Linked DNA regions of Homo sapiens: all the other regions are linked to region 1. A link is an interaction called in ENCODE POLR2A ChIA-PET data of the cell type or tissue named here. Cell type or tissue: HepG2. All regions are shown on one strand.

The links. Peaks named below come from ENCODE experiments on the same cell type or tissue, not always from the same donor. Only the 100,000 strongest peaks of a DNase experiment are listed, where the experiment ranks them.
Region 2: POLR2A ChIA-PET joins it to region 1 with 11 read pairs; 3 of 35 experiments call an interaction of 5 or more read pairs at or near these places.
Region 3: POLR2A ChIA-PET joins it to region 1 with 18 read pairs; 3 of 35 experiments call an interaction of 5 or more read pairs at or near these places.

What each region holds. Positions count from the first base shown.
Region 1 is chr22:32,579,552-32,587,551 of GRCh38, forward strand. All of the region lies in intron 7 of SYN3 (synapsin III), which reads right to left. SYN3-AS1 (SYN3 antisense RNA 1) reads left to right here. Exons shown (of 4, transcript XR_001755503.2): 1 at 1-799; 2 at 4,326-4,835; 3 at 5,948-6,095; 4 at 6,933-6,968. Among named protein-coding and RNA genes, the nearest start is that of SYN3-AS1, 8.6 kb to the left of the region's middle. In HepG2, a CTCF peak has its summit at 3,700; DNase peaks (open chromatin) are centred at 530 and 4,510.
Region 2 is chr22:32,641,344-32,649,343 of GRCh38, forward strand. The region is part of intron 6 of SYN3 (synapsin III); the gene reads right to left. All of the region lies in intron 1 of LOC105373002 (a long non-coding RNA gene), which reads left to right. Among named protein-coding and RNA genes, the nearest start is that of SYN3-AS1, 70 kb to the left of the region's middle. In HepG2, a CTCF peak has its summit at 3,426; a DNase peak (open chromatin) is centred at 3,338.
Region 3 is chr22:32,776,542-32,784,541 of GRCh38, forward strand. All of the region lies in intron 6 of SYN3 (synapsin III), which reads right to left. Among named protein-coding and RNA genes, the nearest start is that of TIMP3, 21 kb to the right of the region's middle. In HepG2, no CTCF peak of the experiment used is centred here; DNase peaks (open chromatin) are centred at 3,540, 3,680 and 4,060; H3K4me3 peaks cover 875 bases.

The DNA of each region.
Region 1 (8,000 bases):
TATTAGGTTCCAACATATGAACCTAATAATATGTTTAGGAAGACACCAACATTCAGACCATGGCAAGCCATTAGTCTCAAATTCTCAAAAGCCTTTGCCCCTCCTCCAACCCTTCTGAAGATCAGGACTCAGAGCTCAAAGGTGTCCTTGCCCCAGCCGCTTGGGTCACTTGCTGCCAGGGGCCAGAAGGGGTGGTGGGAAGGTGATGGGAACAACAGGGTTTGATGGACTGTTTGGGGAACTGTCTAATTATCCTGCTTATCAGTGCTGGTTCCTTTTCTTAGCTCTTTCCCTTAATAAATGAAAACTCCTTCTGTTGTTATTGAGCTCCCGGGTCACTGATTCTTTTGAGTCATATAAACCACATGTTTATAGAGTTACAGTGTGACCGTGAAATTGAATGGAGGGGAAGGGAGGCACCAGAGAAGTGTCAGCCTTGAAAGGCAACACTTTCTCTTCCCAGGCTTCTGCTCATTGTGTAGGGCAAAGGACAGGGCTTTCCGCTGTCCAGGGCCCTGGCCTAGGCGGGGAGGGGAGCTGAGGTCACTGGGTACAGCTTGTGCGTCCACAGAGCTTACAGCCTGGTTGGGGAGGGAGATGGCCAGGCTCAGAGTTGAAGATGACCTAGATCATGCGTCAACAAACTATGGCCTGAGGGCCAAAGCCAGCGCACCACCCGTTTTTGTACAGCCCATGGGTTAAGAAGAGTTTTCAAAATTTTAAACAGCAGTCTCCCCTTATCCATGGTTTCACCTTCTGTGGTTTCAGTTACTTGCAGTCAACCATGGCCCAAAAATAGGTGAGTACTATACAGCAGGACATATTGAGAGGGAGAGACCACATTCACATGACTTCTGTGACAGTAGATTGCTATAATTGTCTGATTTTATTATTATTTATTATTATTTCTCTCTTACTGTGCCTAAATTTATAAATTAAACTATATCACAGTTGTGTATGTATAGGAAAACCCAGTAAATGTAGGGTTTGGTACTGTTCATGGTTTCAGGCTTCCACCGGGAGTCTTGGAATGTATCCTTTGCCAATAAGGGGGAGCTACTGTAGTCGGGAAAAAAAATCAAAGAACAATATTATTCGAAGTGGGAACATGATATGAAATTCAAATTTCAGTGTCCATGAGTAGAGTTCCAGTGGAAGATAGCACTGCCCATTCATTTACGTATTGTCTGTGGTTGCTTTCCCACTACAAGAGCTGACTGAGTAGCTTCAGCAGAGACCATGTGCCCTGCAAAGCCTCAAATAGGTAGCATCTGGCTCTGTGCAGAAAACTTTGATGACCCTTGCCTAGATCATGGTCTAGCAGCATTGATATCACCTGGGAGCTTGTTAGAAATTCAGAACCCCAGGCAGGCGGGACTGCAGATCTAGTGAATGAGAGCCTGCATTTTAACAAGATCCCCTGGGTGATCTGTGTGCACAGTCAGGCGCTAGAGGAAGCAAATCAACATCTCTTAAGTATCTACAATTTTTTAAGAGTGCGTTACCTCAATCAGTCTTTAGGTTAATCCCTTTTCCACTAGGGACATTTACTGGCCCTGTTTTGTTTTTATTTTTTGAGACTGAGTCTCGCTCTGCCACTCAGGCTGGAGTGCAGTGGTGCAATCTCGGCTCACTGCAACCTCTGCCTCCCAGGTTCAAATAATTCTTGTGCTTCAGCTTCCTGAGCAGCTGAGACTACAGGCGCCCACCACCACGCCCAGCTAATTTTTATGTTTTTAGCAGAGACGGGTTTCGCCATGTTGGCCAGGCTGGTCTCGAACTCCTGACCTCAGGTGATCGGCCCGCCTTGGCATCCCAAAGTGCTGGGATTATAGTAGGCATGAGCCGTAGCTCCCGGCCAACTGGGGCTATTTTACAGGTGAGAAAAACAAAGATCGCACGTCAAGTGCTCGCCCAAGGTTATATAATTAGGAATTGGCTGAGTCAGATTTAAACTCTTAGGTCCTTTGTACATCCTGTGGCCTTAACCATTAAGCTCAATGGTCCCCTATACAGAGAGGGTAAGGCCAAATTCAGTGTCTTCTGTCTGAAGCTGGAGGCACTAAACTGGCTCCCTAAGATACCCTAAGTGGGTGGCTGTTTTATTTGACGTATACAGTGTTTCAAAAGATTTTTAAATTAGTTGCCAATATTTAAAAATAAGGAGTCTGGATATTGGAGACCCCAGATAATTGATTCTTTTTTTCTTTTTCTTTTTCTTTTCTTTTCTTTCTTTCTTTCTTTTTTTTTTTTTTTTTTTTTTGAGACAGAGTCTCACTCTGTGGCCCAGGTTGGAGTGCGGTGGTGTGATGACAGCTCACTGCAACCTCCGCTTCCTGAAGAATTGAAGCAATTCTTCTGCCTTGGTCTCCCAAGTAGCTGGGACTACAGGCGTGCACCACCAAACCCGGATAATTTTTATATTTTTAGTAGAGATGGGTTTTCACCATGTTGGCCAGGCTGGTCTTGAACTCCTGACCTTGTGATCCACCCATCTCGGCCTCCCAAAATGCTGGGATTATAGGCGTGAGCTACCACACCCGGCCTGAGAATTGATTGTTATAAAAGAATCTGGAAATCAGGCTTCCCTGGCTGGGGCTAAGTTGTGACTTCTCTTGCAGGATGGCCTCGAACTCCCAGCCTGGGCTTCTGACTCATGGTAATGCCTGGTCCCTTGGGCATCTGAGTTTGCATCCCTTGGTCAAAACCAGTGGTTATGCAGAACAGCCTGCAAATCACCTGTGCATTTTGTTAAAATGTAGATTCAGAGTTGGCAGGTCTGGAAACAGGTCTGCATTCTCCCTTTTTTTTTTTTTGAGACCGGGTCTCACTCTGTTGCCCAGGCTGGAGTGCAGTGGTGTGATCACAGCTCACTGCAGCCTCGACTTCCCAGGCTCTAGTGATCCCCCTACCTCAGCCTCCCAAGTAGCTGGGACCACAGGCACATGCTACCACAACCAGCTAATTTTTATTTATTTATTTATTTAATTTTTGTAGAGACGGGCTGGGGGTGGGGGTGGGTCTCACCATGCTGCTTAGGTTGGTCTTGAACTCCTAGACTCAAGTGATTCTCCCATCTCAGCCTCCTGAAAACTTCTGGGATTACAGGTGTGAGCCACTGTGCCCAGCCTATGTTCTGCATTTTTAAGGGGCTCCCAGGTGATACGGATGCTGCCAGTACTTCCATAGGGCACACTGAGCAGCAAGGCTACCGAAGAGCTCAGGACCGTCTGACTTCAGGGCCCATTGCCCAGATCATCTGAATCGGTGCCCTTGGCTGCTGATCCATTATCTGTTAGAGTGGCCAGGGGCCTCTAGGTCCTTCTCTTCAGCTGTTAGCAGCCTCCTCCATCGACCTGCTGAGTTGTATAGCTACCACTCTTTTCTAGGAGTGTCATGACGTGAACAAGGCTGAGCAGCATTCACTGGCCCATCACAGTGCCTCCTTTGTCTTCCAGCTTCACCCCTGGAGGACAGAGCTATTGGTATGGAGGTCTCCTGGGGGTGAAGACCAAGAGTCAAGCAAGAGATCAGGGTCTGCCGCTAGTGTCCTATTGATCTGGAGGCTTAATGGAGGCAGATGTTTGTATTTTAGAAAGCTGCTTCCCCTACCCCCAACACATGGACAGACACACACCCCAAAATGTAACAAACCCATTGTCTGCATCATCTGTGGTCTTCCTGGAAAACAAGCCTGCCATGGCCACCTGTCGGCAGTGATGCCAACTGCTCCCCGGTACAGCTATTTCCAAGATTCCAGAGATGTGGCTGGTTTCACTTCCAGGAAGCTTGCTGGAAGACTGCCCTGTGCCCCACGCCTCAGTAGGGCAGGGGGCCTCCCCTGGTTTTAGGATCATGCTTCTCCTGCCTGCTGATGGTAAGAATGGGCTGTGCCTGAGCGTTTTGGCTAGAGAAGCCCTCAGCAGACATATAGGCTGTGTTCCAAAAGGCCTGGCAGAACTCTCTGGAGTCTTACCTCCCCTGGCATGGATGCCAGAATCAGTGGGAAGAACGTGTGCGTGTGATATGCAGCCCTGTGCAAATCATTTCTCCTCTTTGATCTCTGCTTATCTCATCTGTAAAATGAGTATCATTGAAACGGTCCTCACAGGGATAACAAAAATTACATCCTGGGTCCTGTGCAGAAATATAGTTCTATTAAGCACTAATCAGGCCACACTTTGGCCCACTTCCTTGTAACTGAGAGTCAGGTAGCACTAGATACTGACCATCTGCATCCTCATTGTTCCTATACCTAGGATTTCTAACCTTAGAATCATAGGTTTTTGTTTACGAATTGATTTATATCCCCATTGTTCCTATAGCTACGATCAGTGACCATGGACTCATAAGGCTTTTGTTTAAGAATTGCCTAAGATGTTCTTCAGATCCTGAATTCCAGCAGGAAAGCTAATGCCAACCAGTTTGAAAACAACCACAGAGGAATCGAATCAGCACGAGAATGCAGTTTCTTCATTTCCCTGTCCCATGACTTTACTCTGCACTCTTTGACCAATCAATAATCCTGGACCTTGGCCCACTTCAAACCCCTTGAAATCTCTAGCTCCAACTCCCTGGAGGGGTGGATTTGAGGTTTCCTCCTGTTTCCTTGTTTGGCTGCCGTATGATTATTAAACTCTTTCTTTGCTGCAATCCCTGTTGCCTTGGTTTATTGACTTACTGTGCATCGGGCAAACAAACCTATTATGATGACATCATGACGCAATATCCACCTCAAAGGACTGCTGGGAGCCTCAAAAATTTACAAATTTGTGAATTGTATGTGACTGTCTGATGCCGGGGAGCAGCAAGGAGCTTTTGGTGATTGGAGTGCGGTAAATTATAATGTTCCCCACCCCACCGGGTGATGTGTGCCCCACTTCTGTCTGAGGGTCTCTTAAGGGGAAGAATTCTCTGGCCTTTGTTAGATGCAGTGTCAGGATGGCTCAACAGACATGACCAGGAAAACAGAGAAAAGAAAAAAGGAAATCTTATTGCTTTTCAATGTCTGTCAGTTAAAAAAAATTGATATTCTTTGTTTTTCATGGAGGGGTCCTCTGCATCAGTGCTCATAAGAACAGACAATTTATTTCTTCCAAATGAGTCTGTTCCTGGGCCTCTGTCCCTCTTGACAAAATGGGGCTTATAGATGGTGTACACTGTCTTTAAAACACAGTGCCAGAGGGTGGTATTCTTTCTTTCTTTTTGTTTAAATCATTCTTTTGAAATGAATGTTCTTGGTTTTGGCTTCAGGCCTGGTGTGAGATCAGTTGACCAAAACACAAGAGCAGTTCATATGCAAAAGGTCAGTGCTGGTCTCAAAGGTACTGACATGTTTCTTGGGTGGGGCCTTGTGAAATTCTTTATAAATAAACTCTCTAATTAAGTTGGCTCCTTGCCTTGTACTGGGAAGAGATGATTACACCAGGGTGTTCCTGAGGGTCCCTGGCAGCAAGCAGAACAGGGCTGTCAATCTCAGTCCAAATTCTGCTTCACCACTTACCTGTGACCTTGGGCAGAATGACTCTTGGCACCTCTATAAAACAGGGATCAGAAATACCTCTGAAATACCTCTGAAGGTTAGAGGAGATGCACAAGGCACTCATCGTGGTGTACGGGCACTTGGGAATTGTTACTATCCTCCTTCTCTTTCCTTATTCATCCATGTAATCTGCTCTGAGCTATCCCAGAGAAGCAGAGGCCCAGGGAAGTTAAGAAATTTGCTGAAGGTCACAATGCTGGCAAACAGTTGAGCCAAGCTCAGAACCCCAGCATCAGTTGGTTTTCCCCAGCGCCAGTCTAAGCCCAAAGCCCATACTCTCTTTTGCTTATCTCCCCATCTCCTATTTCTATGAAGCTTTAGACTTTCTAATGCACTTTTATTCACTAGCTCTCCCAAGTGATTGGGTGAGGAAAATCATGAAATAAGGGAAAATTGCATTTACAGGTTTAAGTGACTGGCACTGGTGGTTACTGCTGGCCCCAGGGAGTGTGAGGCTAGCAGGATGACCCAGATTTCCCAAACCAGGCCAGGGCTCTTTCCAGTGAACCAAGGATGATGTGAAGATGCAGGAGGTGGCAGAGGAAGATCTCAGGTAGAGGTCTTAGCTTTAAGTTCTTGTAAGAAAAATGACTTCATGATCTAGATGGTCCTGCCTTCAACAGGTGAACATTGGGTTACACAGAGAAGCAGGATGACTGTTTCAGTTAGCTCTGCTTACGCCTAGAATCACAGCATTTTAGCTTTCAAAGGCAGGAAGCAAATTTAAGGACTCTTTACAAGATGGGCATGTGTGTCTTTTATATGTATATATACGTATATAGACATATATACGTATATATACGTATATATGTGTATGTATACATATATGTGTATATACGTATATGTGTATGTATACATATATGTGTATATACGTATATATGTATATATGTATGTATACGTATATATGTATGTATGTATACGTATATATGTATGTATGTATATATGTATATGTATATATGTGTATATGTATATATGTATACATGTATACATGTATATATGTATATATGTATACATGTATATGTATATATGTATATGTATGTATATACATATACACATATACACACAAACACATGCACACACATGCAAATATACACATGCAGTTGATTCTCATTATTAATGCTAGTTATGCCTTATAAAGTTGCAGTGAACACTGAATAAGTGAATACTGACCCATTGCTCCTAGGAGAAATACAGAGTTAAGTTCCTTTAAGCCTCTGGTCACAATATTTTCATCCAGTGATTAATATATAAACTTGTGTTATGTGTGTTTCTGCTGAAAGACATTTTAATATATATTGTTGATTCATTGACATTAAACTCAATGCCAATGGTACTGTATAACTCATGCCTAAATGAAACTTATCTAACACATCTATTTTTTTCCATAAAGAATATCACTTAGGAAGACTAGACAGCACTTCAGCACTACACTTCGAGGGCATTTTAAACAGTGAAATCATCAACAAAAAGCACAAAAATGCATAAGTGTGGCACCAAATAGACTGCAAGAAGGACACTTGTTTACGGTTTGAGAGCTGAAACCAGGAGACAGAGTGTTATCTTATTTGACTCAAATTTTTCACCACTCTGAGCAGGTCCGTGAATGGCCACAAAACTGCTGCGAGATTTCATTTTGGGGCTACAAAGGAATTTTTGCAAGTAGATGAATTGGCAAACATGGAGTCTGTGAATGATGAGGATGGACTGTGTATGTTGCATTTGTGGAGAGGACAACTTCATTGCAGAGGATGTGTAAAGGGAGCACAGTGCCTAAAGTCTTCATTAAGGTGTAGGGGACTGATGTATCCCCTCCCGAGGGCCCACTGTGCTCAAGAGAAGCAGAGAATACGCCGGGAGCGGTGGCTCACGCCTGTAATCCCAGCACTTTGGGAGGCTGAGGCAGGTGGATCACGAGGTCAGGAGATTAAGACCATTCTGGCCAACATGGTGAAACCCCATCTCTACTAAAAATACAAAAATTAGCTGGGCATGGTGGCCTGCGTCTGTAGTCCCAGCTACTCAGGAGGCTGAGGCAGGAGAATCGCTTGAACCTGGGAGGCAGAGGTTGCAGTGAGCCGAGATCACACCACTGCACTCCAGCCTGGGTGACAGAGCAAAGCTCTTATCTCAAAAAAAAAAAAAAAAAAAAAGAGAGAGAGAAGCAGAGAATAAAGGAGGCCAGTGGCCATCAAAAGGGAGTGGCAGGTAGGTGAGAGAGGACATAGGGAGGGAGGTGGGATTGAGAGGGAGGGCAGTGGGTGTTGGGGGGGAGGGTCCCTCACGGTTTAGCTGGGTCCCAGAACTCCCTCCCCCTGAACACCTCGTGGGTGGGTGCCTCTTCTCTGCTCACTTTTGGCTGGACTTCTGCTGATCTGTGAAACACAGAGAGACTCTCCTCTCTGGCTGTCTCCCAGTTGCGGGGAACCTTTTGATTTCTTAACTATTCCCCTGGGATCCA
Region 2 (8,000 bases), 62 kb after region 1:
CATGCCTGTAATCCCAGCACTTTGGGAGGCTGAGGCAGGCGGATCATGAGGTCAGGAGATCGAGACCATTCTGGCTAACACGGTGAAACCCTGTCTCTACTAAAAATACAAAAAATTAGCTGGGCGTGGTGGCGGGCGCCTGTAGTCCCAGCTACTCGGGAGGCTGAGGCAGGAGAATGTTGTGAACCCGGGAGGCAGAGTTTGCAGTGAGCCGAGATGGTGCCACTGCACTCCAGCCTGGGCGACAGAGCAAGACTCCATCTCAAAAAAAAAAAAAAAAAAAAAAATTGCCTAGGGCTGTTGGGGTGTGGGAGGAGGGAAGGGGAATGACTGCTTAATGAGTATGATGTTTCTCGCTGGGGAGAGGAAAATGGTCTAAAATTGAAGGTGGTAATGGTTGCACATATCTGCGAATATACTAAAAGCCACTTAATACTACACTTAAAGTGGGTAAATTGTATTGTAAGTGACTTATATCTCAATAAAGCTGATATTAAGAAAACGAAAAAGTGCTTCCTGAGAAATTGGGGGACCTCATTGTTTGAGAAACCCTTTTCAGGGGTACAGATTGCCCCTCCCCAGCCTCCAAAGATGGAAACTCCCATATTTCTAGAGCATTTCCTCTGGCAATCCTCACACTGTGCTGGTTAAGTTTCCGGTTAAGGCCCGGGTGCGGTGGGTCACATCTGAAATCCCAGCACTTTGGGAGGCAGCGGCAGGTGAATCACCTGAGGTCAGGAGTTTGAGACCAGCCTGGTCAATGTGGGGAAACCCTGTCTCTACTAAAAATACAAAAATTAGCCAGGCGTGGTGCAAGCGCCTGTAATCCCAGCTCCTCGGGAGGCTGAGGCAGGAGAATCGCTTGAACCTGGGAGACGGAGGTTGCAGTGAGCCGAGATCATGCCACTGCACTCCAGCCTTGGGTGACAGAGCAGGACTCCATTTAAAAAAAATAATAATAATAAAGAAGTTTCTGGTTAAGGATTCCAACCATTTTCTAGAAGGGCAATCCAAATCACAAGACTGTGAAAGGACTTAAGCCACACTCAGTGTCCTACCCCAAACTTTTTTATTTTGATTTTGATTTTTTATCTTTTTATTTTATTTTTTTAATTGAGATGGAGTCTTGCTCTGTCGCCCAGGCTGGAGTGCAGTGGCGCAATCGCGGCTCACTGCAAGCTCCGCCTCCTGGGTTCACGCTATTCTCCTGCCTCAGCCTCTCCGAGTAGCTGGGACTACAGGCGCCCCCACCACGCCTGGCTAATTTTTTGTATTTTTAGTCGAGATGGGGTTTCACCGTGGTCTCGATCTCCTGACCTCGTGATCCGCCCGCCTCGGCCTCCCAAAGTGCTGGGATTACAAGCGTGAGCCACCGTACCCGGCCTTATTTTTATTTTTGAGATGGGGGTCTCACTATGTTGCCCAGGCTGTCTCGAACTCCTAAGCTCAAATGATCCTCCCACCTTGGCCTCTCAAATACTGGGATTACAGGCTTGAGCCACTGTGCTTGGCCCTATCCCAAACTTTTTGATCAGGCCCCCTATCAAAAAAAGGTGAGGATGCATCTCAATATATGATGAGTTATTTGTTTTTTAAATCTACCTAAAAGTTATACTTGTATTAATATGCTGATCCATATGGACATTATAAAATGTGCACACAATTTACACTTAAAAAGATGAGCTTATAAAAGTGATAGGGAAACCTTTTTTGAGGAAGTTATTTGTTTGTTTGTTTTTTGTTTTTGTTTTTTGAGATGGAATCTCACTCTGTCACTCAGGCCGGAGTGCAATGATGTGATCTCAGCTCACTACAACCTCTGCCTCCCAGATTCAGCAATTCTCCTGCCTCAGCCCCTCCTGAGTAGGTGGGATTACAGGTGCACGCCACCATGCCCGGCTAATTTTTGTATTTTTAGTAGAGATGGGGTTTCACCATGTTGGCCAAGCTGGTCTTGAACTCCTGACCTTGTGACCCACCCACCTCGGCCTGCCAAAGTGCTGGGATTACAGGCGTGAGCCACTGCGCCCCACCAAGGGGGTGAGATTTGAGCAGGGATGTGAAGGATGTTTATCTTCACACTTTGCGTTGCCACCTAATCTCGCCCCACAGGGGTCAACTTAAGCCTTCTGCCAAAAGCCCAGAGAGTCCTTGAAATCACTGTAAGAGATCTCTAAGAATAATGAGAGGGCAAATTAGAAATGGTGGGGGGGCGGGGGGGGCAGAACAGACCCATAAAGGAAAAGATAAATGAAGAACAGAGGAGGGAAAAAAGAGTTATAGTAGAAATAAATCAGAAGACCCCATGTTCAAATCTCAATATTTCAAACCTCTAATATTTTATGATTGGTATGAATTTGACCTTGAGTTTAGCCTTCTCATTTGTAAAATGGAGGTAACAATACTTCTCCTATAGGACAGTTCAGAGCATTTACTGAGAGGATGTGCTTAAAGAAAGAGACAAGGGGCCGGGCGCGGTGGCTCACACCTGTAATCCCAACACTTTGGGAGGCCGAGGCGGGTGGATCACAAGGTCAGGAGTTCAAGACCAGCCTGGCCAACATGAAGAAACCACGTCTCTACTAAAAATACAAAAAATTAGCTGGGCACCTGTAATCCCAGCTACTTGGAGGCTGAGGCAGGAGAATCGCTTGAACCCAGGAGGTGGAGGTTGTAGTGAGCCGAGATCTCACCACTGTACTCCAGCCTGGGCAAGCGAGACTCTGCCTCAAAAAAAAAAAAAAAAAAAAAAAAAAAAAGCGACAAGACTGACTGATGATGGGAGAAAGGAACTATTCAGGGAGGGAGATGGGAGACAGAGTGCAGTTTCACAAACATATACTGAATACCCACTGAGTGCCAGAAACTGTGCTAGGCAGGACATACAAAATGGAATTTGACCCCATTGCTACCCTTTGGGGAGCCTGAAGTTTAGCAGGGAGACGAGACATATAAGCAGATAGTCAACCGTACATTCAGGGTTGGAGGCTGGCAGTGGAGGGGAGGGGTATGAGGTGGGGAAGAGGAAGAGGGAGGTGCTCTCCACCAGTCCCTGAAGGCACACTGAGGATAAAGATCCTCCTTCTAGGTGGCAGGTGGCAGCTGTCCTGCCACGTGAGTGTCAGGGGCCCTGGGAATGCCTTTTCAGCATGCCCTGGCTCCACGCAACCCTCCCAAATAAACGCCTTCCAGCCCAGACAAGCAGGAAGTGTGCTGGGCTGGCGGATGGACTGACGCTCGCACATGCAGGCACATGCACAGGAAACTGAACTGCTGGGCAGGTTATTTTCGTTTTTCCCTTTCCACCACCACTGGAGCAATCAGTGACATTCCTTTCCCTCCTAAACACACAGGTTTGTGTACCAGAGCCTGGCAGGAAGTGAAGAAATCCCCTTTGGAAGAGCAGCAGCGGCCTCTATCCCGTGGCCTCCTCCCTCATTCCTGGGGTGGCTGCCTGGGGCCTCCCAGTGCTGTGGCCTTGGTGGCTTTTCTCCTCTTTTTCTGACTGTTCCGGGAAAGGGGAGGGATGGGGGAGAACCTGGTTCAGACCTCTTTTTGGAATCACAGTGCCTTTGGCCCTCCACTGCCTAGCTCTCTCCAGCCTCAGCTCAGTTCTTAGAATGATGTCGTAGCAGGAAGTGGTTGGGGAAAGGGTGGTGAGAGGTGGCAGACACAGGAGGAGAGAAGAGGTTCCCAGGTCCGAGAGAAAACACCAGAGGGGAGAATCCAGAGAGGACTCAGAGGTGAAACTGTGCCTTTTGACAGTGACATTCCTTCCTTCAAAACACTTTTCCTAAGAAAATTAAGAAGGCAAGGACAAGGGACCCAGAATCCTCCCTAAAGCCAGACAATAATTAAATGAGAGCTAAGGGCCGAGGAGGGCAGATCACCTGAGGTCGGGAGTTCGAGACCAGCCTGACCAACATGGAGAAACCCCGTCTCTACTACAAATACAAAATTAGCCGGGCATGGTGGCGCATGCCTGTAATCCCAGCTACTTGGGAGGCTGAGGCAGGAGAATCACTTGAACCCGGGAGGCAGAGGTGGCGGTGAGCGAAGATCGCACCACTGCACTCCAGCCTGGGCAACAAGAGCGAAACTCCGTCTGAAAAAAAAAAAAAGCTAAGGGCCCAGGAATGGCAGAAAAATACCTCCTTGCATCTTAAACTTGTCTGCTTTAATAATTTACTCTACAAGTAATACGTGCTTTCGTGTGTGTTTAAAGCTTGTGAGGCTGGATGATATTTCTGAAACGTTAATTGGTAATTGTTTCCACCTGGTATGTCCTTTCTCTTGAGACCCTTCTCCATTTGAGCCAGTGGGCTGCTCTGTGGCTACTGCTTTGGGAAAGGGACGTAACTGCTCCCTGCCCTCTGCTTTTGTTTCCAAAACCCAAGTTCTTAGGAAAACCAAAACAACTCTTGGCATAGGAGACAACAGATTTGGGAGAAATACGGTATGTAAGAGCAGGGCTTCTCACCTCTGAGATGAGACAAGAATTCCCTGTCTGGGGGAAAGGGGAAAAGTGGAGGTAAATCCACAAAAGGGGATATTTTGGGGGTTGGGGTGGGGTGGGGAGCTGTACCCCACTTCTGGCACGTGAGCCTTGGAATAAGGAACAAGTCCCAAGGAGATTCAGGCAAGGAGGGGACCTGCACATTACTTCCTGGTAGAACTATGTCACTGGAGAAGCAGCAGGACCCTAGAGTGGAAGTGGCTGCTTGAAACGTCCAGGTGGATGGAGCCGCGGAAAGGGTGCCTACTGAGGTATGAGAATAGCAGGAAGATTCCCGTGCATCCAGGAAGAGCACAGAGCAGTGGAGATGCATGGAATGGATCCCTGGCTCAACAGCAACCTGTGTGGACCATCAGCTGAGCACCTAGTGATGGACATCTCCATGAATGCCATTTGGATCAATAACATTGGTGTTTCCTCCCACTGTCTTGGAACTAACTCAAGCTCCAAAAGTCTGGCGCAACTCTAGGAGAAGGGGAGGGAACCCCAAACTGACTTTTGTTCATGCTGGTGCTTAAAATAGAAAATGAACCTTAGAAAAATCCACTTACATTTCTTGCATCTGAGTCCCCCTGGGAAGGTGGATGGAGAACCTGACTCATAAGGTCGCTTATTTAGTGTTGGCAGTTTCCATAAATATTTACACCTGAGTTTTAAACATCCGGCTAGCGCTTCTTTGTGCTAGATCTTTTTTTGGGGTAATAGAGGGATAAAGAAGGAGCAGATGTGTTATAATAGGTGCTCCAAGAAGATTGCAAATACAGCGTTATGGGAGCAGGAGGATGTTGAGAAAGTCTTTCCAGGCCCTGCAAACTATGAGTAAGGGTTTTCTCGGGTTTGAGTCAAGGATTGAGGCACTTCTGATTTGACTGGCTTTGTGAGCAGAGACTGAGAAACAATGAAACAGTGGAAAGAATGGAGGCAGATATTGCAGAAATACAAGAATAGCAAATGGCAAGGCCCCCTCTCCCTCTGTGGTTCTGTTTTGGATGAGATATTCCAGATGGAGCAGCTGAAGTGAGTGGAGACCTGTTTGGCTTGTGGAAGAGGTTTTGGTTCTGTATGGAGAGTAAAAAGCCATCAGGTTAAGAGACAAGGGCTGGCTCCCCTGAAGCCCCCTGCCTTCGCTGGTTGCTGGGAACCAAGTGAAACTCTCTTGAACTTGAGTCAGCTTGAATACAGGTCTGTGTGTCCCTGTAACTGCCAAAGGCTTGGGGGCTTGTCTGGTCACCTGTTTTATGTGTCTGGGTTTTACCTCTCCTACTTATATTCTATGTCATGAGAAAACTGGCCTTTGGTCTTGGAAGACACCACCCAGAATGCCCCTCTGCATGTCTATGAGTTCCAAATCCAAGGGGGTCAGCAGAGGAGGGACCCAGGGATCTCCAGAAGGCCTCTTGGTGTTCTTTTCTCGGAGCCTACTGTGGGCTCCTCTTCCAAGGCTACAGGCATATGAGGTAGGGACAGAGATCCTGGTGGCATCTGAGATGATGTTTGGTGATGCTTGAAAATAGCATCAACAGACTGAATCATATGCTGAGAAAGTTATTTCCTTTTCAGTGAATTTTCTAGCTTTGAGATTTTTCTTTTTCTTTTTTTTTTTTTGAGACAGGGTCTCACTCTATAGCCCAGGCTGGAGTGCAGCGGTATGATCATGGCTCACTGCAGCCTTGGCCTCCTGAGTTCAAGTGACCCTCCTGCCTCAGACTCCTGAGTAGCTAGGACTACAGATGTGTGCCACTGTTCCCAGCTATTTATTTATTTATTGAGATGGAGTCTTGCTCTGTTGCCCAGGCTGGAGTGCAGTGGCGTGATCTCAGCTCACTGAAACCTCCGCCTCCTGGGTTCAAGCAATTCTTCTGCCTCAGCCTCCGGAGTAGCTGGGATTACAGGTGCGCGCCACCATATCTGGCTAATTTTTGTATTCTTAGTAGAGACAGGGTTCCATCATATTGGCCAGGCTGGTCTCGAACTCCTGACCTTGCAATCCGCCCACCTCGGCCTCCCAAAGTGCTGGGATTACATATTTTTAATATTTTTTTACATTTTTTTTGTTTTTGGTAGAGATGGAGTCTCACTATCTTGTCCAGGCTTATCTTGAACTCCTAGGCACAAGTGATCCTCTCACTTCAGTCTCCCAAGTAGCTGAGACTACAGACACACTTTTAGAAAAGTTTTTGTAGGGATTGGGGGGGTGTCTCACCACATTGCCTAGACTGGTCTCAAACTCCTGGCCTCAAGCAGTCCTGCACACTTCAGCTTCCCAAATTGCTGGGATTACAGGAGCCGCTACACCTGGCTTAGCTTTTGAGACTCTATTAAGGAGAGTCTTAGTTTGGTTCCTGTGCTCTTTCAACACCTCCCCAATATTAGCAAACCTCCCACTTTCCTGGAGAGCTTGGAGCCCATAGCAAGCAAGAGTATCCAGCATGAATTCAATAATATTGCTTTGTTCTTGTGTTTTTTATGGTTATTTTCTTTTGTCAGGAGATACTGGTTTTCCATTTATGGTAGTCATCAGTTTCTTTGAAAATAGGTTTATTGAAGATAAAACTTAAAAATATCAATAATTATATGAATTACAGTATACACAGTACATAAATATGGTAAAAATTGTAAAGGTTGTGACCAACGATTGAAGTTTGGGAAACCCGGACTTAAAGTTTTGGCCCCAGTGAAAATCCTGCCCTTAGTAGTTTAATGGAAAGAGCACAGCATTGGTTAGAAATATCTGCATTTGAGACTTGGCATTGTAAAGCCCTGTTTGGCACATATTAGCTACATGACCATGGGCAGGTTGATTAACCTCTCAAAGCCTCAGTTTCATTAGCTGTAAAATGGGAACGTACTACCTCTTGAGGTTGCTGAAAGATTAAATGACATCACACACACAGAGTATACGCTGAGCTCAGAGCCTGGCTCACAGCAAACAACTAAGATGGACAATTATGATTTTTGTTGTTGTCCAAGAAGCACCTCTTTTACTCTGAGGTGCCACACAACAGTCATTGGCCACTCATACCAATGAATGTGCATTTTACATTTTCTCCCTGCAGGGAGTTTGGATGGGCACAAAGTAAAACAAAGAGGCCCCTGGATGTGAAGGAGTGTATGAAATTAGGAAACAAGTATCTCCTGACCACCTATTACAGTTGATTGTATCATCGTTCCTAATTCTTCACCCCTCTCTGTATCAATACCTGTTGTCAGGTGACTTGATAGTTTCTTCCACTAGAGGCGGAGTATACTTCCCCTATCCCTAATTCTGGGCTTGGTCATGTCGCTTATTTTGGCCAATGGGCTGGTAGCAAACGTGACACAAACAGTGGCTTAAAATGTGCTTGTGAATTTGGGTATGACCCTCTTGTACTGCTGCAGTTAGCCATGTCCTGGCTAGCTTGCTGGTCCACTCAGCGCCAGGCCTAGAGCAGCCAATTCCCATCTGACCTGTGAGAGCAAGAATAATTATTTTTTAAGCCGCCGA
Region 3 (8,000 bases), 200 kb after region 1:
GGCACCTGTGCCAGGCTTTGAATGAAGGGTCTGGCTCCAAGTTGCTGCCTTAGGCCACCTTGAGGCGAGCTCTTTGCACCAGAATGGATGCTCTGTTTCCTGAGCCAGTCACGCAGCCTTGAGCAATGGCTTACCATGCTCCCTCTGCACTACCCTAAGTGGCTTATTCTGGGATCCTATGAGGATCAGATGGGACAGAGGGCATGAAAAGCATTTTGTAAACTGTAAAGTGCAGTGCACGGAGAAGGCATAAGAATTCAAAGTGGAAGCAAACCTGCTTACCTAGCTGGCCATGGCAAGGCTACCCTGGTCATCACTGAGATAGGTGGGGACACCAGCAGCAGGAGCCGCCCCCTATCCCTTGAGCACACACAGGAAAGTTTCTAAGCCTCGAAGTGCCCGTGGGTGAACTCACAGATGTTACCACCCAGAACCACAATGCTGACCTCACAGCATGATCACTAGATGTCACGTGAGTTCTTCAAGCCTGAATCCAGCCTTGTACCAGCTCATCAGCACCTCCTCCCGACCTGCCCTTCTCCGTGGCTTTCAAATTCAGAACCAGTTCCTCCCAGAATCACATAATTTCTTTAGCTGTAATGACTCCTTCATTCCACAGAGAAGGAGACAGGCAGGAACATTTAGTGACCCATCGAAGACCACACAGCTAGTATATTCTATCGAAAGCATCCTTCGTGTCCCAGCTGTGGGTCTCGGTATTCCCAGCTCCCCATTCATCTCAGGCAGCTAGAAATTCTTTCTGGTTGGGAGAATCCTAAAAAGGGGAAACTGGCATATGGGCACATTAGATTTCATTTCATGGCCTGGAGCCAGCCTGCTCCTTCTTTTTTTTTAATCCAATTATTATCACACAGAAACCTGTTTAGGAAGAAAAGTCCTGACTCGGTGCAATATTGTCCCCAGTATGTTGGTAGGGACTTTACTTCAGTGGATCTGTCAGAGCCCCAGATGCCAAGTCTATCTAAACATTCTATCATCAGTTCATCATTTTTGCATCCATCCATCCCTCATTCACTGAGCTTCCTGAGCTCCTGTGTGTCGGGTACCGTGCTAGACACTGGGATATAAAGAATATCCCCAAAGAACCCTCAGATTTACAGGGAGAGAGGCAAGAAAATAAATAATAGCAGCATTTCTGAAACTCACATATTAGCTTTTCTTGCTTATGATTTTTGTCATTTTCTTGTTATAGTTTACTCTTCATATTTACTTAGTATTTTCTTTGAATTAACTCTTTTTTTTGTCTTACTTAAATGCTAGCTTTGGGTTCACCCTAAGCAATAATATCCATGAATTCATGGATTTAATTGGCTAGTTTTTTCTGACTACATGTTGTACTAAAAAGTTTAACTATTAAAGAAAGAATTCCTGGGATGCCACCTAAAACCATCCTGCGTCTCAGAGGTATGTGAGGCTTCCAGTGAGAAACACTACATTATTGCTAAGGAGGCCCCTACGTGTTAGAATAGAGTCTGCCAGCTGCCACTCCAAGAGGACAATGCTTTTATCCTATCAAGTGCTGGCTGGTGAAGACACATTAGGATTAATGGTTTGATAAACAACATCTCAAGGCAGGACATTCTATGGCAGGAAGCAGATAAGTCTGTGCCTTTCACTCAAGGATCTCAGAAACATTAACTTCTCAGTTTTCATGCCCTCTAAGTGGGAGACAAGGCTATTCTCATGCCTCATTTCCTAGCTACAGGAAAAGGTGTTCTGTGATGTAAGACTGCATTTTTTTTTTTGAGACAGAATCTCACCCTGTCACCAGGCTGGAGTGCAGAGGCACGATCTTGGCTCACCACAACCTCCGACTTCCGAGTTCAAGCAATTCTCCTGCCTAAGCCTCCCAAGTAGCTGGGATCACAGGCACACGCCACCATGTCCAGCTAATTTTTGTATTTTTTTTTTAGTAGAGATGGAGTTTCACCATGTTAGCCAGGCTGGTCTCGAACTCCTGACCTTGTGATCCACACACCTTGGCCTCCCAAAGTGCTGGGATTACAGATGTGAGCCACCGCACCCGGCCAAGACTGCATTTTTTTAATCTCCTGTTTCCATCACAACACAATGACGGATGATATTCCCATGGGAGCCAGTATCAGGGTTTACGCTGAGTGAAGCGGAATCCCTAGGACTTGCATTTAACTGCAGCGTCACCGAAGAAAGTGCGTCAAAATGCAAGCAAAAGAGGATGACATTATTTTGAAGACAACCTTCAACATACCTTAATTTGTTTCTTAATAAGAAAGCAACACACAAACTCCAGGACTTTTACTATCAATAATAAAAACTGATTTGTAACACTTTGCTCCAAATAAATGAATATACCATTGTATTGGGTACTTCTCATTTCCTTTATTAATTTATTCCATAAATATTTATTGAGCACCTCTTACGTGCCCAGCTTGCCTTAGGCACTGGGGTTAGAACGATGGCTCAAGACAGACATAGTCCCTACCTTCATACTACTAGTGAGGAAGGCTGACATTAATCAAATAATCATCCAAATGAATGTAAAATGTAATGTAAATCCAAATGAATGTAAAATGTGATGTGTGGCCACAGAGGATTGATAGGAATGGTGAATGATGGATTTAAAATATGAAGCAACCAGCCGGGCATGGTGGCTCACGCCTGTAATCTCAGCACTTTGGGAGGCCGAGGTGGGTGGATCACTTGAGGTCAGGAGTTTGAGACCAGCCTGGACAACATGGCAAAAACCCATCTCTACTAAAAATACACAAATTAGCCGGGCATGATGGTACACGCCTGCAGTCCCAGCTACTCAGGAGGCTGAGGCAGGACAATCACTTGAACCTGGGAGGCGGAGGTTGCAGTGAGCCGAGATGGCGCCACTGCACTCCAGCCTGGGCAACAGCGTGAGATTCTGTCTCGAAAAACAAAAACAAACAAACAAATCTATGAAGCAACCATACAAGAGACATCACTAGTCACCCCTCATTAAGTTTCTTCCACAAACCAGATTGTCTCATTTAATCTTCGCTGCAACTCTCCGAAGCGGGCATTATTATTCCCACTTTACAAGAGAGGAAACCTTGGCTCTGAGCAGTGTAATGACTTACCCAGGGGCACTCAGCTGGCTAGTTGCAGAGCTGGGAATCAAACCCAAGCTGTGCTTTTCTCCCAAATGCCCAGTCTCCCCAGGGGATGCATGAATAGGAAAAACAGGACCTTACGTACTTTGCAGGTTACTACCGTGATGTCCTTGCTAGCGACTCCTCCACGCTTTAGTACCATCAAGGGTCCAGGTTGGGCAAGTACTCGAACCTCCATTCTGCCCTGGGATAACCTGGGCAGAAAAGCCAAACACAGCAGGGGAGCAGGAACAAAGCGCTCCCTTTTATGGTGAGGCGGTGCAAACCTCTGCATCTGCCTCCAGGCCTTGCCAAGGCCCACAGAGAAATGGCCTGCCCTAAAGATTGCAGTGAGCTGAGATTGCGCCACTGCACTCCAGCCTGGGTGACAGAGTGAGATTCTGTCTCAAAAAAAAAAAGAGAGAGAAAAAAAGAGAAAAAAAACAGAAATGGCCTGCCCTGACTGAGCCCGAAGCCTTCTGCCCTGATCTCTGCTTTTCTTTGTGTACCTGTCTGGTTACAAAGGAAGCAGCTGCCAGCTCACTGGTGTGGGACGCCATGTCTGGTCTGTGCTTTGCTGAACTGTGCTGGAATTTCACGGGCTGAAGCTGGCCCTGGGGGGTGCCGGGAGGTGAATGAGAGAAGTGTCTCAGGAGTGTTGTTCTGGGGGCTAAAATTACAGGTGATCGGACAACTGCTGTAGGAGATGGAGACAGAGCAGCACCTGAGTTGACTCTAAAACCAGAGGGCCTCTGTGCAGTGCGCTGTTGGCCGCTCTGGTTTCCTTTTCGCATCTCTGCAGCCCTTGGTATTTTCTACCTGTGTTATCAGAGAATCTCTGGCTGAGGACCCTGGAAATTTCTGCCCCCATCTCCACCCTTGGAAGCCTTTCCACAAAGAGCTTTGTAATTCACCAGGTGCCTTGCATATGGGAGGGATTACACCTTGACCTCAAATATTTGCTGTTTTCGTCACTGGCTCAGAGCCTGGGCACTGAAATAACACTGCATGGTTGGAATCCTGGCTCCCTGACTTACCAGCTGCATGACCTTGGACAATCTACTGAACTTCCTGTGCCTTAGTTTCTTTATCCTTAAAATGGAGGTAATAATAATATTAACCACAATGTAGGCTTGTTATTATAAGGATTAAATGATTTCATGTAGGTAAGGCACTTAGCAGTACCCAGCGTAATAAGCACTTAATGAGAGCAACTTGGTATTATTGCCTGCCTGCCTGCCTGCCTTCCTTGCTTCCTTCCTTCCTTCCTTCCTTTCCTTCCTTCCTTCCTTCCTTCCTTCCTTCCTTCCTTCCTTCCCTCCTTCCTTCCTCTCTCTCACCCCCTTCTTTCTTTCTTTCTCTCTCTCTTTTTTCTTTCTTTCCCCTCCCTCCCTCCCTCCCTTCCTCCCTCCCTCCCTTCCATCCTCCCTTCCTCCCTTCTTCCTTCTCTGCATCCCTCCTTTCAATAAACAAATCCTTTTAAATTGTATAAAGCCCTGGAACTACCAAGACCTGCAAGGCTCAATAGCTCGTAGTCTTGTCCAAGGTTCCACAGACAGAAAATGGACTCACTGGGAAGTGCCATCTTTTAGGAATTCACTCTTATCTGACTCCTCCATCATCCTCCCTCTCACCCTCATGGTGCCTAGCATAGTACCTTATAGAACAAGTACATCCTCAATAAATCCCTGAGAGCCTGAATAGATGATGGTGGTTAAGGACACAAAGCTTAGGGAGCAAGGCTATGTGGGTTTAAATCCTGACTCTATCACCAATAGGCTACATGGCCTTGGACGAGTTACCTAACCTCTCTGGGTTTCAGTTTTCCCCACCTATAAATTGGCATTACGATAATGCACTTACCCCACAGGGCTGGGCTCAGGCTTAAAGGAATTAATAATAAAATGTTTATATCAGTGCTTGGCACATAGTAGGTGTTACTTAGGTGTTTGCTATTATTATTATATTAGCAAACACCTAAGGAGGTGTTACTTAGGTGTTTGCTAATATTATTATTATTATTAATATTATTATTATTATTGTTGTTGTTGTTGATTGGCTGAGCTAGGGCTGAGACACAATTGCTATTTGAGAGTCTCCCAGTTCATTTTCTGATACTTTTCTCCTCCAGGACTGCCTTAGGATTCTTGGGCACAGAGAATTGGATTACTGAGTAGATTTACAGCAGACTATGCTTCTCCTCCTCCTTTTTCATTCTCTTACAAAACAGTTTTCTTTTTTAAACAGAACAGACAAGCAATGTCAAAGATTTCTTATTTCGCAATGAAGTTTTCCTTCCATGTGTTCTCCTCTTTCTATCTTCTCAGAAGGTTGTTTTTTCCCCTTCAGAACTTTTTTTCTGAAGGAAAATTCCATAGTAAGAAGGAAACAAAATAAGTTTCAGGCTCTGTAATTTTTTTTTTTTTTTGACAAAGTTTCACCTTGTCGCCCAGGCTGGAGTGCAATGGCATGATCTCGGCTCACTGCAAACTCTGCCTCCTGGTTTCAAGCGATTCTCTTGCCTCAGCCTCCCAAGTAGCTGGGATTACAGGCGGGTGCCACCACGCTCGGCTAATTTTGTATTTTTAATAGAGACGGGGTTTTACCATGTTGGTCAGGCTGGTCTCAAACTCATGACCTCAGGTGATCCACCCACCTTGGCCTCCCAAAGTCCTGGGATTACAGGCGTGTGCCACCACGCCCAGCTAATTTTGTATTTTTAGTAGACATGGGGCTTCACCATGATGACCAGGCTGGTCTCAAACTCCTGATCTCAGGTAATCCACCCACCTTGGCCTCCCAAGGTGTTGGGATTACAGGTAAGATCTACCACGCCTGGCCAGGCCTTGTAATTCTTTTTTTTTTTTTTTTTTTTGAGACAGAGTCTCGTACTGTCTCCTGGGCTGGAGTGCAATGGCATGATCTCAGCTCACTGCAACCTCCACCTCCTAGGTTCAAGTGATTCTTCCACCTCAGTTTCCCGAGTAGCTGGGACCACAGGCGCACACCACCACAGCCGGCTAATTTTTTGTATTTTTAGTAGAGATGGGGTTGCACCATGTTAGCCAGGATGGCCTCCATCTCCTGACCTCATGATCCGCCCGCGTCAGCCTCCTAAAGTGCTGGGATTACAGGCGTGAGCCACCGTGCCCAGCCCAGGCCTTGTAATTGTAGCAGAGGATTTGGCTTCCCTCAGCCTATGGATCTGCGCCCTGAAGGATGAACAGGAATTAGTGAAGCAATTCTCTATTGAGAAGGAGCAATTCTCTATTGAGAAGCAACTCTCTATTGAGAGGAGTTAGTTAAGCACTTCTCATTGAAGCTTCCCAGAGAGTAGTGAGACCAGAACCTGTTATTCCCATTAAACGGTATGGGAATTGAAGATCTGGGGAAGCCAGGTACTTAATCTTAGTCCACAGCAGAGAACTAAGCTCAATGACCCCCTTCTTATCTTTACTTAGCTTCTCGGACAGTCACTAAGACCGGGTTTCTCCTGTGCTTCCTCTCTTGATGCAGGTTTATATTGCCTGGATGCCTGACTTGGAAGTTCATGGTACAGTTCAGGGCCTTGAAACAGGTGAGTATGACAAATAACAGACCTGTGGCCTCAGTTGGAGAGACAATACAGAAGGCTGTCCACTGGGACGGGTTGGAGTACACTTGCTTCATCTAACCTGGACAGCATCTTCTAAGCCCCTGCTAAGTAATTCCTTGCAATGTGGGCCCGGAGCTTCTGGTTTTTCAGGAGAAGCTGGAAACTGGAATTACTGAAAATCTGAATTTTTCTGAAAGTTTGTGAATTACATTTTAAAATGCGGCATGAACCAAACACAAGGCATCTGTGGGCCAAATCCAGCCTTGAGATTGCTAGTTTTTACATGGTTTTTAATCTTCGGATTTAAGGGGGCTTAGAGGATGTCTTGTCCACTGTTCTTTACCATGCTGGAATCCCCTGTGCGCCGTCTCTGAAATACAGTTGTTCAGCCTCCAACTGAAATACCCCTGCTCTCTCCTGCTAGGAGTTTGAAATTCACCAGAACTCACAGTTTTACTTGCTCTTTATCATTATAAACCCCTAATCTACCACCTGGCAGCTTTTACCCTTTGGTCCTAGTGTCTTTTGGGGGAAACTAAACAAACCAATCTCATCTTTGGCACAAACCAATCTCATCTTTGGCATGAATTCTGCAGCCAAACTGCCTGGATTCGACTCCCAGCAATACTATAACTGTGTCGTGGTAGGCATGTGACTTGAACTATCTGTGCCTCAGTTTCCTTACCTGTAAAAAGGGGATGATAATGGTATTTACCTTACAAAGTTGGATGAGGTTTAAGTGAGCTAATATATTCAAAAGTCCTTGGAAAGGCAATATAAGTGTTTGTTATTTTTTCCTCTTTCTCAGGTTAAACTTTGCAAGTGCTTCCAACTATCTCCAGACCCTGTGTTTTCTGGGGCTTTTGTCATTCTCTCTACTCTGTTTGGAGGGTGAGCCAACGTGGCTCCCTTGATCCCTGACTCTTGGTATTCACAGCCTTGCCTAATTCCTCCACCTTGAGTGATGGTGGGGCTTGTGATATGCCTTTAACCAATAGAACATGGCGCAGGTGACAGGGCATATGCGATTATATGAATATGAACAATCATGTTACATGAGGCTGGAATGCCCATCTTGGGAGGAGGCACTTTTTCCTGCTGGCTTTGAAGAAGCAGGTTGCCGCATGGTGAGCTGCCTGTGGAGATAATCACATGGCAAGAAAATGAGGGTGAATTCCAGCTCACAGCCAGGTAGAAACTGAGGAACCAAATGTTGCCATCAATCAAGTGAGTGAGGAAGTAGGTGCTTCCTCAGTCAAGTTCCAGATGAAACTGCAGCCCTGGCT